Linked DNA regions of Mus musculus: region 2 is linked to region 1. The links are chromatin loops, found by intact Hi-C in ENCODE. Cell type or tissue: gastrocnemius. All regions are shown on one strand. Links, peaks and the distances in the headings refer to the core of each region. The heading gives the core; the rest is flanking DNA. Region 1 has its middle 8.2 kb from the start of Melk. Region 2 holds the start of Rnf38 (ring finger protein 38).

What was found. Peaks named below come from ENCODE experiments on the same cell type or tissue, not always from the same donor. Only the 100,000 strongest peaks of a DNase experiment are listed, where the experiment ranks them.
Region 2: a loop joins it to region 1, with 2.8 times the contacts of the local background. A loop is called at or near these places in 8 of 42 quality-filtered maps.

What each region holds. Positions count from the first base shown.
Region 1 is chr4:44,290,016-44,295,390 of GRCm38, reverse strand. No RefSeq gene overlaps it. Among named protein-coding and RNA genes, the nearest start is that of Melk, 8.2 kb to the left of the region's middle. In gastrocnemius, for the core only: a CTCF peak has its summit at 2,571 (motif pointing right); a DNase peak (open chromatin) is centred at 2,586.
Region 2 is chr4:44,231,413-44,236,787 of GRCm38, reverse strand. Rnf38 (ring finger protein 38) reads left to right here and starts at 2,883. Exons shown (of 12, transcript NM_001379580.1): 1 at 2,883-3,245. The coding sequence starts at 2,981. In gastrocnemius, for the core only: a CTCF peak has its summit at 3,909; DNase peaks (open chromatin) are centred at 2,747, 3,514 and 3,817; H3K4me3 peaks cover 2,915 bases; H3K27ac peaks cover 2,771 bases.

The sequences.
Region 1 (5,375 bases), core at 323-5,322:
TTGACACTCATGAGGGCATGCACACACACACACACACACACACACACACACTTAATAATTGATAAGCAAATTACAAATATTTACAAACTGGGTGGTAACGTCATGTGCCTTTAATCCGAGCATTCTGGAGGCAGAGGCAGCTGGAACTTTGAGTTCAAGGCCAGCTACAAGAGGTCTACAGAGTGAGTTCCAGGAAGGCCAGGACGACACAGAGAAACCCTGTCTCAGAAAACAAAAACAAAACAAAAGGGAGAAATATTTGTTATCTGGGCAGCCTCCAACTCATCCCATAAATATTTGTTAATCGCTTTTAAAGAATATTTCATTGTTACAATGTTATGGCATTTATATGTTAAATTTTTATTGCATTACTCTGTGTGTGTATGTGTGCTTGTGATAAATTAGTGAATGAAATAATAAATGCTCAGAGCAAAGCTGAGTGCGGTGGTACCTGTCTATAGTCCCAGCATGCAGGAGGCCAAGGTCAGAGGCCATGCTTGGCTATGTAACAAGATCCTATTGCAAAAAGAAAACATTCAGGGATTTGATTTTGAAGCAACTTCAGGGATTGGTGAAATTTTCTGATTTTGGATGGTGAACTAGTGAACTATGAGATATGAGTGAATGTCCTAATCTAGAGAAAATGTACTAAATTTGTTTTGTTTGTTTTTTTCAAGACAGGGTTTCTCCATGTAGCCCTGGCTGTCCTGGAACTCACTCTGTAGACCAGGCTGGCTTCGAACTCAGAAATTTGCCTGCCTCTGCCTCCCAAGTGCTGGGATTAAAGGCATGAGCCACCAAGCCCAGCCTGAATTCTTTATATATATTCTACATTAAATGGTTCACAATATGTTCTCCCAAACATCTGAGCATAGTCCATTATCCTTATCACAATTGTTACTTGCAAGACATCAGGCTTTCTGACCACTGTTATTTCTTCATCGAAGGAGAGATTGGGGAGGGTTAATGGATTCTCACCTGAGCTCCTACCTGTTCCCCGTCTGCCTCTAAGCCCTCTGCATGTCACTGTACCCCTATTGTACAAGAACTGGAGGTAGAGCACATTGATTATGGGTGTTAAACTGGAGAGAGGAGACAATCTACGCAGCTACAGGGAAGTCACCCTCCATGTTGGGGTGTTCCTGTCCGTGGTGCTGTTGCTTCATAAGTGACCCCTCACCACACATGCTCTCTAGGTGACCCCTCACCACACATGCTCCCTAGGTGACCCCTCACTCCTGTGACCTATGGAAGAACAGCCAGTGCTCTTAACCACTGAGCCATCTCTCCAGCCCCAGTTTTGTTTTTTAAAAAACCGGATCTTGGGCTGGTGAGATGGCTCAGTGGGTAAGAGCACCCGACTGCTCTTCCGAAGGTCCAGAGTTCAAATCCCAGCAACCACATGGTGGCTCACAACCATCTGTAACAAGATCTGATGCCCTCTTCTGGAGTGTCTGAAGACAACTACAGTGTACTTACATATAATAAATAAATAAATCTTTAAAAAAAAAAAAAAAAAAAAAAAAAAAAAAAAAAAAAAACCGGATCTTGCTGTGGAGCTCTGGCTGGCCCTTGCTATCTATCACACACTGTTATACAGCGCTGGCTGGCCTCACTATTTAGCCCAGACTGGGCCCATACTTGCAGCTACCTCCTACTTGAGAGGATTATAGGCATGTACTGACATACCTGGCTTTAGTAATCCTGGATGCTGTATGAGGGTCTTGGGCTCAATGCCTTCTGGCTATTATAATGTGCCGTGGAGTCACAGTATTGGTTTACTCTAAAAGGTAGCTTGTTAGACTCTCGAGCAGCTAAGCTGGAAGAGTTCTTGCCTAGCATGCATGAATCCCAGCTTCTATCCCAAAGACTGCAGAAACCTGGGTCTGATGGCTTACCTATAATCCCAGCACTCTGGATTTGGAAACAGGAGGATAAGAAGTTCAAGGTCAGCCGGGCGTGGTGGCGCACACCTTTAATCCCAGCACTCCGGAGGCAGAGGCAGATGGATTTCTGAGTTCAAGGCCAGCCTGGTCTACAAAGTGAGTTCCAGGACAGCCAGGGCTACACAGAGAAACCCTGTCTCGAAAAGAAAAAAAAAAGAAGTTCAAGGTCATCTTTGCGCTTCATAGTAAATTAACACCCAGTCTAGGATACACAAGACCCCCCCCCTTTTTTTTTTAATGCTTGTAAATGTCATGTTAAAGAAACATTGTAGTGCCAGGTATGGTAGCACATAACTATAATCCAATCCAAGCTTTTTGAAGGCTGAGGCAGGAGGATTGCCACGAGTTTGCAGTCAGACTGTTTTGCCCCACAAGTTTTAAGTCAACCACAGCTGCAGAGTGAGACTCTCTCTATCTATCTATCTATCTACCCATTTAAGTAGTGATATAGACTGGATAGCTTAGGGATACAGCTCAGGGGTAGATACCTCTCCTAGTTTATACAAGGCCCAGATTCCATATCCAGCACCTCAGCGTGTCTGGGGGATCGTGGCAATTTATGATCCACTGTAGGAAAATCTTCCCAGGATCTCAGATCCTTCCCAGGATATCCTTTTGTGCCCATACCCAACTGTTACCACTTGGTGGCAGTATACTCTAACCACCGATTCCATTATACTACCTTAAAAGTGGTACGGACAGAAAGAGGGCCATCATGATGTAACTCCTGATGGGCTCATACACCACACACAGCACCATCCATGAAGCATCCTTGTCATGCAAAAAGAAGGCCAAACCTGAGCTCGGCGAAAGAACACGTGCCTCTCATAAGTGAGGCCATTGAGTCAAATGCTCTGGATCCAGATATGAACTCTCACACATACACACACACACACACACACACACATACACATACACACACACACACACACACACACACACAGAGCACAGCACACATGAGCAGGTCACAGGACAAATGTAAGTATAGGTTCTTGCTTTCCACCTTGTTTTGAAGAAAGAGTCTCTCTCTCTTTCGTGTGTGTGTGTGTGTGTGTGTGTGTGTGTGTGTGTGTGTATACATGCACACATGTGCGCTTTGACTGCACATATGACTGTATCTGTGTACAATGTTCATGCCTGGTACCAGAGTAGGCGAGGAGAGGTTGTCACATCCCCTGGAACTGGAATTACAGATGGTATTGAGATAGCATGTGGGTGCTAGGCATAGAAACTGGTTTCCTGAAAGAGCAGCCAGTGTCTAGCTACTGAGTCTAGCCCCTCACAGAGTTTGCTATTCACCACTGCCTATAACAAACTACCAGGCTCAAGAGCATCCAAGTTATCTCTGGTCTCTGCCTCTCATCTCTCTGTGGGAATGCTGGGATTACAGATATTTAATACTGCACCTGGATTGACATGGATTCTTGGAATTTAAACTGAGGTACTCACATTTACATAAGCAAGTACTTTCTTCACTGTGCCTGCACAATCCCTCCAACCTTTCAATTTGGGATAGGCTCATGATCATATAGGGCTTAACTTTGAAAGAAAATGTTTTTAAAGGATACATACATGGGGGTTGGGGATTTATCTCAGCAGTGAAGTGCTTGCCTGCAAAACACAAGGCCCTGTATTCTGTTCTCAGCTTAGGAGGTGAAGGGGTGACGCATGCAGGATTGGGTGGTGGGTATGACTCAGTGACAGTGTTGGCCTAGCAATTGTGAAGCTCTCAGCCATGGGAAGAAAGAAAGAAAACAAAAGGTATACATGAACATATACACATATATGTAGAGAGAGAGAATATGTATAATATATAATTACTTATATTATACACCTATAATATACATTAACATATAATATATGTATGTGTAATTAACATACATTGTCTTAGTTGGGATTTCATTGCTCTGAAGAGACACCAGGACCAAGGCAACTCTTGTAAAGGTAAACATTTAACTGGGGCCCCCTTACAGCTTCAGAGGTTCAGTCCACGATCGCCATGATGGAAAGCACAGCAGCCTGCAGGCAGACATGCTACTGGAAGAGCCATCCAGGAGTTCTATATTTTGATCCAAAGGCAGCCAGGAGGGGGACTGTCTCCTTCAGGCAGGCAGAAAGAGGGTCTCTTCCACACTAGGCAGACCATGAGCACTGAGATCTCAAAGCCCACCCCCACAGTGATACAATTCCTCTAACAAGGCCACACCTCCTAATAGTGCCACTTCCCATGGGCCAAGCATATTCAAACCACCACACATGTGTTTAACATTGTGTTATACCCCCAACATTTGAATAATCCCCAGTTAAACTTTAAAAGTCTTTGGAGACAGAAAGATCAGGATTTAATGTCCTCCTCACAAAGACAGAATTTAAAGCCAGCCTGGACTACTGCGACTCTGTCTCGCCCACGGGATGCCAGGATTATACATATATATATATATATATATATATATATATATATATATATATATATATACTCACTGTCATTTGTGGGTTTCTTCAAAACCCAGTGTCTGAGTTCTAGTCAAAATGGAACCAGCCTAGACCCCTAAGTCCAGGAACGAAATCGTGAACAAAAGTCCTTCCAAAGCTATGATTAGAGCCTGTGAGATGATCTGGCAAAAAGATGTTTGCCCCACAAAGACCTGTTTCCTGAATCCAATCCCTGGAACGCAGGTCAAGGTAAAAGGACAGAGCTGACTCCACTAAGTGTTCTCCTGCTGTGGTATCCATTCCCCTCCTCATTACAACAACAACAACAACAACAACAACAACAACAACATGATCTTGCTATGTAGCCTCTGCTGGCCTGGAACTTGATATGTAGACCTGACTGGCCCTGAACTCTTAGAGAATGAACCTGACCTGACTCTGCCTCTTGAGTAACTGGGATTAAAAGCAGCACCTAGTTTCCCACAACTTTTTAGAAATGTGATTTAGCTTATGTAGTAAATCATACCTGTCCCTTAACACTCAGGTGGCAGAAGCAGAAAGATCATGACTTAAAGCCAGTCTGGGCTATATATTGAAACCCATCTTAAAAAGAAACAGGTGCTGGGCATGGTGGCACACGCCTTTAATCCCAGCACTCGGGAGGCAGAGGCAGGCAGATTTCTGAGTTCGAGGCCAGCCTGGTCTACAAAGTGAGCTCCAGGACAGCCAGGGCTATACAGAGAAACCCTGTCTCGAAAAACCAAAAAAAAAAAAAAAAAAAAAAAAAAAAAGAAAAGAAAAGAAAAGAAAAAGAAACAGGGAAGAGCTAGAGAGATGGCTCAGTGGTTAAGAGCGCTGGCTGGCTGGGGAGGTGGTGGCTCATGCCTTTAATCCTAGCACTTGGGAGGCAGAGGCAGGTGGATTTCTGAGTTCGAGGCCAGCCTGGTCTACAGAGTGAGTTCCAGGACAGCCAGGGCTATACAGAGAAACACTGTC
Region 2 (5,375 bases), core at 216-5,215, 58 kb after region 1:
AGTGCACGCTATGAAGGCTGTGTGGAAGTCAGAGGACAACTTGCTGGAGCCAATTCTGTCCTTTCACATGGGTCCTCGGAGAATGGTGCTTTGGGTGTGGGGTTTGTCATCTCCACAGCCTATGGGGTTTATGTTGTAAAACGTTTCGCACGTGAGAGGAGCATGTAGTACTTGTCTCAACATGATGTCTTCCAGATCCACTTCTTTAGCTGCACATGGTGAGCTTCTGTTGTTCTTTACAGATGAATAATGCTGCACTGTGTACATATCCAGCATTTCAACTCCCCAGTTTGGGGGTTGGGGGTTTAGCTAGGTGGTAGAGAGCTAGCATAGCAAACGCAAGGTCATGGGTTCAGTCCTCAGCGCTGAAAAATAAAACAAAAATAAACAAACAAACAAAAAACCCCAAAATAACCAAAAGATCAACTTCCCAGTTTGATCTCCTCACAATCTTTTCTTCCTTCTGACCTCTGCAGCACCTCCTTAGTGATCAACCCTATTGATCTCTTACACCTGCGGGTTTTCTACACCCATAGATTTAGTCTCTCTCACTAATCACCAATGGAGAATGGCCAGTGGGCCACAGCAGGCAGGAGGGCCCAGGCTTTCATGATGTCTTAGGGGGTGTGGCGATGACTCAGGGCTTTTGGGCCCTCTCTCATTTCTTCCTGGTCTCAAGGCATCCTTTGATGGGTTCTTTGGGCTGACTAGACTACACTGCTAGTCTGTTCTTTCTCTTTAGGGTGGTCACTTAAGACATTTGCTCTAGCTTGGAGCTGTAAGAGATGACTCTGGGGTGTTGACTGTGGGGATAAAAAGAGACTAACCTGGCTGGGTGGTGGTGGCTCACGCCTTTAAGTCACAGCACTCAGGATACAGAGGCAGACAGATGAGTTCAAGGCCAGCCTGGTCTACAGCCTGAGTTCCAGGTCAGCCAGGGCTACACAGAGGAAACCCTGTTTTGAAAAACAAACAAAACAACAATAACAACAAAAACAGGGTAAACAATGCTCAAGATGGCTGCGATTCATGAAAGGGACGATGCCTCTGGACAGTAGTTTACAGATGTTCTTCAGTGGCCTTATTAGGATGGAGGCCCTGGCCTGAAAATACATTATCTGACTCTCCTGTGACAAGAAACTCAGGGATGAAATGCAGGAAAATTTAGGTCCTTTGGTCAAAGATAATCTCACTGTGTTTCAGTACAGCTTCCCCGAGCTGTCCTTCTTGGTGAACTACTCATCCTTAAGATCTTTTTTATTTTATTTTATTTTATTTTGGTTTTTCGAGACAGGGTTTCTCTGTATAGCCCTGGCTGTCCTGGAGCTCATTTTGTAGACCAGGCTGGCCTCGAACTCAGAAATCCGCCTGCCTCTGCCTCCTGAGTGCTGGGATTAAAGGCGTGTGCCACCACGTCCGGCTCTTAAGATCTTTAAAAGGTTTGTTGTTGTTGTGTGTGTGTGTGTGTGGTTTTTTTTTGTTTTGTTTTGTTTTTGTTTTTTGAGATAGGTTCTGTGTAGCTCAGAAATTTGACTACAAATATCTCAAGTGACCAAGAATGATCTTCTCTGATGCAATTATCATCCATAACTTCTAAGACTCTCTGACCTCCAAGGAGATTGCAAGCTCTCTGAAGGCCTGGACAATATCGTTATTATCGTCGTAGCTTCATTTCTGAGCACCGCTAATGACCGGATAGATGAAAGACAATGCATCATCTAGTGTCAACTGCGGACTTGGAAATGTCTGTTGCCAAAGATCGTCTGCTTTGCCCTCCCAGTCTTTCTTTGCATGGTGCAGGGAAAAAGCTGAGGCTAATTTTTATTAAAACAATCTAGCCAGCAGCTTAGCTGCACCCTTACCCACATGCCTGTACTTAGAGACTCTACTCAGCACATGGTTGGGTTTATTTTGCTCTTCCATGGATAACGCCGAGAGCCAGAGAATGATGGGAAGATAATCGGTTCAGCCGCCAACATCGCATTTGAGAAAAGAGGGCAGACCGGGGGGAGGGGGAATGATGGTGTTTTGAATCCTCAGAAATCTTCCCCAAATAATAGGAAAGCCTTCAGTACAGCTCCGAATGTTTCCTCACTTCGAAGCCTCTTCCTCTTCTGAGATTAGGCCCAGTTGCCTGGACGGCTTCCTGTCAGGGCTTTCCCGACAAGGGTATTTAAAGTGAGAAAGAGGAAGAGAAAGTCGGAGACAGGGGCGAGGACCACCGCTGAGTCGGACTGGCTTCTGCTGGGAATTCAAGATGGGTCTCCAGGACTCAGGGAAGGGCGCTCGTTCATCTCCAACTCTTGCGTCTCCGCCTCTGCGGTTCTCTAGGGCTCCGCGGAGACTGATCTATCACCAATCAGCCTCAGAAGCGAAGAGAGAGTTTCTTTCCTAAGTGTCTCAAAAGCACAAACTTTGAGGAGACAACCGGGAGGGAGGACCGACGTGCAGGGGGCAGAGGCAGGAAGCAAGCAGGCAGGCAGGCGCAGGGAAGGCAGAGGAACGCCCGGCAGGCTGAGGCTAACCGGGGCGGACCGGGGTACACTCCCCAGCGCAGACACCGCCCGAGGCAGCAGAGCGGCAGGGCCTGCGCAGCGGTCGGCCTGGCCTCCGAGGCCCGCGGCCGCGCCCCGGAGGCGGGCCGGGGGCGGGGCAGCACCGGGCTGGGGCGCAGATGCCGAGAGCTTTGGCCCGGGCCTCCCCGCTTGGGCGGGCCGCGGCTGCTGAGGATCCCCCTAGACGCCGCCCGGGAGCCACGGCCCGGAGCCCAGCGCTCATTGGCGGCGCGGCGCGGTCTCCCCGCCCCCCGGCGTCCCCGCCCCCTCCGCCGCCGCCGCCGCCGCGGCTCGGCTCCGCCTCCTGGCCCGCCGGGAGCCGCCTCCGTCGCCGCCACAGCCTCCTTCGCCGCCGGTCCGGGCCCAGCCAGCGCCCGCCGCGCCGGAGTCGAGTCGCAGTCCGAGCCGCTGCCCGCGGCCCCGCCATGAGCGGAAGCGCCGCCGCCGCGGTCGCGGTCGCCGCCGCCGCCGCCGCCTCAGCCGCCGCCGCCGCGCACTTCCAGCCTCGGTCGTCGTCTCCCAGGCCGGGGCCCGCCGAGCTCGGGCCCCCCCGCCGCCCGCGCCCCCCGCCGCCCCCGCCGCCGCCCCGGCCCGAGCCCATCACCGCCGGCCGCCTTAGCCCTCCGGGCCACGGGCCTCTTCGGAGCGGGGCGCAGGGTGTCGGTGCCTGCGGCAGAGCGCCCGGAGCAGGTACGGGGTCTGCCGGCGAGGCGGGGCGGGGCGGGGCGGGCTGTGCGGGGAGGGGTGAGGGTCAGTCCGGGGCAAGGGGTCCCGCGGAGAGGGAGGAGCCTTGCCCGCCACAGCTTTGTCCAGCCCGGGAGACCCCGGGAGCCCTGCTCCTCCGCCGGGCAGAGCGCCTCACAAAGCGTTTTCGCACCCGCTGGGCAGCCCCTTCCTGCGGGGTGGGCAGGGCAGGACCTCGTGAGGAATCGGCTCTGCCGGGGAGGAAACTGAGGCTTACCGGGGGAAGTGACTTGCCCAAGGTCACAAAGCCAGCTAGAGTCGTGTCTTGGCTGAGAACCAGGGCCACCCTGGAGCTGGCGCGGGCCGTCAGCCGAGGGGGCTGGGAGGAGGAGGCAGAGTCCCCAGCCCCTGAGTCTGGAGTGGTAGGAAGAAGGGGGTTGGGGCCTGCGCCCTGGCACACCCACCAGGGTAGCTAACCTATGCTAAGCTGACCAGGACAGGTAGGAAGGAGAAACAGGAGCTGCCTCGGGAGCTTAGTGCCCTGGGGAGCCGATTTTGGGAGCTGGAGCGAGCAGGACTCCTGCCGGGGGCGGGGAGGGGGATGTGCTCCGAGAGGGTTTTATTGAGGTAGTGGAGTAGAGCTTTGGAAACTTGACTCGGGGACCGTTTGGCCCTCTCCAGGTCAGCCTTCTCACTACTGCATAGGCTAAGCCAGCCCAGCGGGAATGAAAGGGAAGGAGGCCTGTTTATACAGTGTCTTTTTCCAGGAAATTGCCCGAGTTTTGTTTATGCCCGGAACAGAAATACATAACTGGTCCTGGTAAAAGCATGCATGCGACAGAAGGCCATCCGAGCCTTTTCTAGATGGTCTGGACTTAACACACTTGGAGAATTCTCTGAGGAAGAGCAGCTGTCCTAGAAGGGGGAAGGAAGTTGGGAGGGTTAGGACAACTCACCCTCCTGCCTGCTTTACAATTCAGGAGGAATCCATTCTTACTTGGGGTGATTAGGCGAGTTGCTTTTACTCTGCGTGCATCTTAGAAAAGGCGAGGGGATAATAATTATTTCCAGAGGAGAAAGCAATGGAAGGATAGCAGGCAATGAGGAAAGATCAGTAGAAGCTGTGGAATGGGGAAAAAGAGAGGGTATGTAGTTATTGTGGGGGAAGGGAGATAAAGGGATTGCTGAAGGGGAGGGAGGAGAGCAGATAGCTTAGAGAAAAAGACTGGGATGCTTCCAAAAGGCAAGCAAAGCAAATAGGGTAAGTTTGAAGTGAGCCTCTTCAAGCTGAGCGCTGTCTACAATATAGAGTTTTCCTATGGGTCTGACATAATTTTGTGTGTGGTTTTTTTTTTTTTTTTTTTTTTTGGTTTTGTTTTGGTAAGGACAGTTGTAATATGTTATAGACTCATGCTGCCCTTAACTTCACCTACTTTCTTCATTCTCATCCCTAAGGATACAGACCCTAGAGTGCCTAAGGTATTGTCTTGAAAGTAAGGCTTGACAAAAGAAGGAAGAGAAAGACTAATTAGCAAGTGAATTAATTAAGGCCTTTTCTCCAGATTGATTCCTTAAAGTCAGCTGTTTCTTTACTGTCCTGCACTGTACCTGAGCTTTCTGTCTTGGGTGCTGTTGGAAGGCTGCTTTGGGGTTGTGGTCCCAGCACTAGGAAGACTGAGGGATTAAGAGTTTCAGGCCAGCTGGTCACCGCAGCAAGTGGGAAGCCTGGTCAATTTAGGAAAAATCCTAGGATTTTGTTACAGATTTGCATGTGTGTATGTGTGTGTGTGTGTGTGTGTGTGTGTGTATGTATGTATGTATGTATGTGTTTAAAGATTTATTTATTTATCTATTTATCTACTTATTTGTGTGTTTTCAAGATAGGGTTTTTCTAAGCCTTCCCTAGCTGTCCTGGACTTGCATTGTAGACTAGGCTGGCATCGAACTCACAGATCCACCTACCTCTGCCTCCTGAGTGGAAGGACTAAAAAGACTTGTGCTGCCACACCTGGTTAATAGGTTTATTTTGCATGTGTGAGCGTTTTGTCTGCAGGTGTTTATGTATGTGCATCACATGAAGGCCAGATTAGAGTGTCAGAAACTCTGGAAGTCCAGTTACAGGCTGTTGTGAGCCTT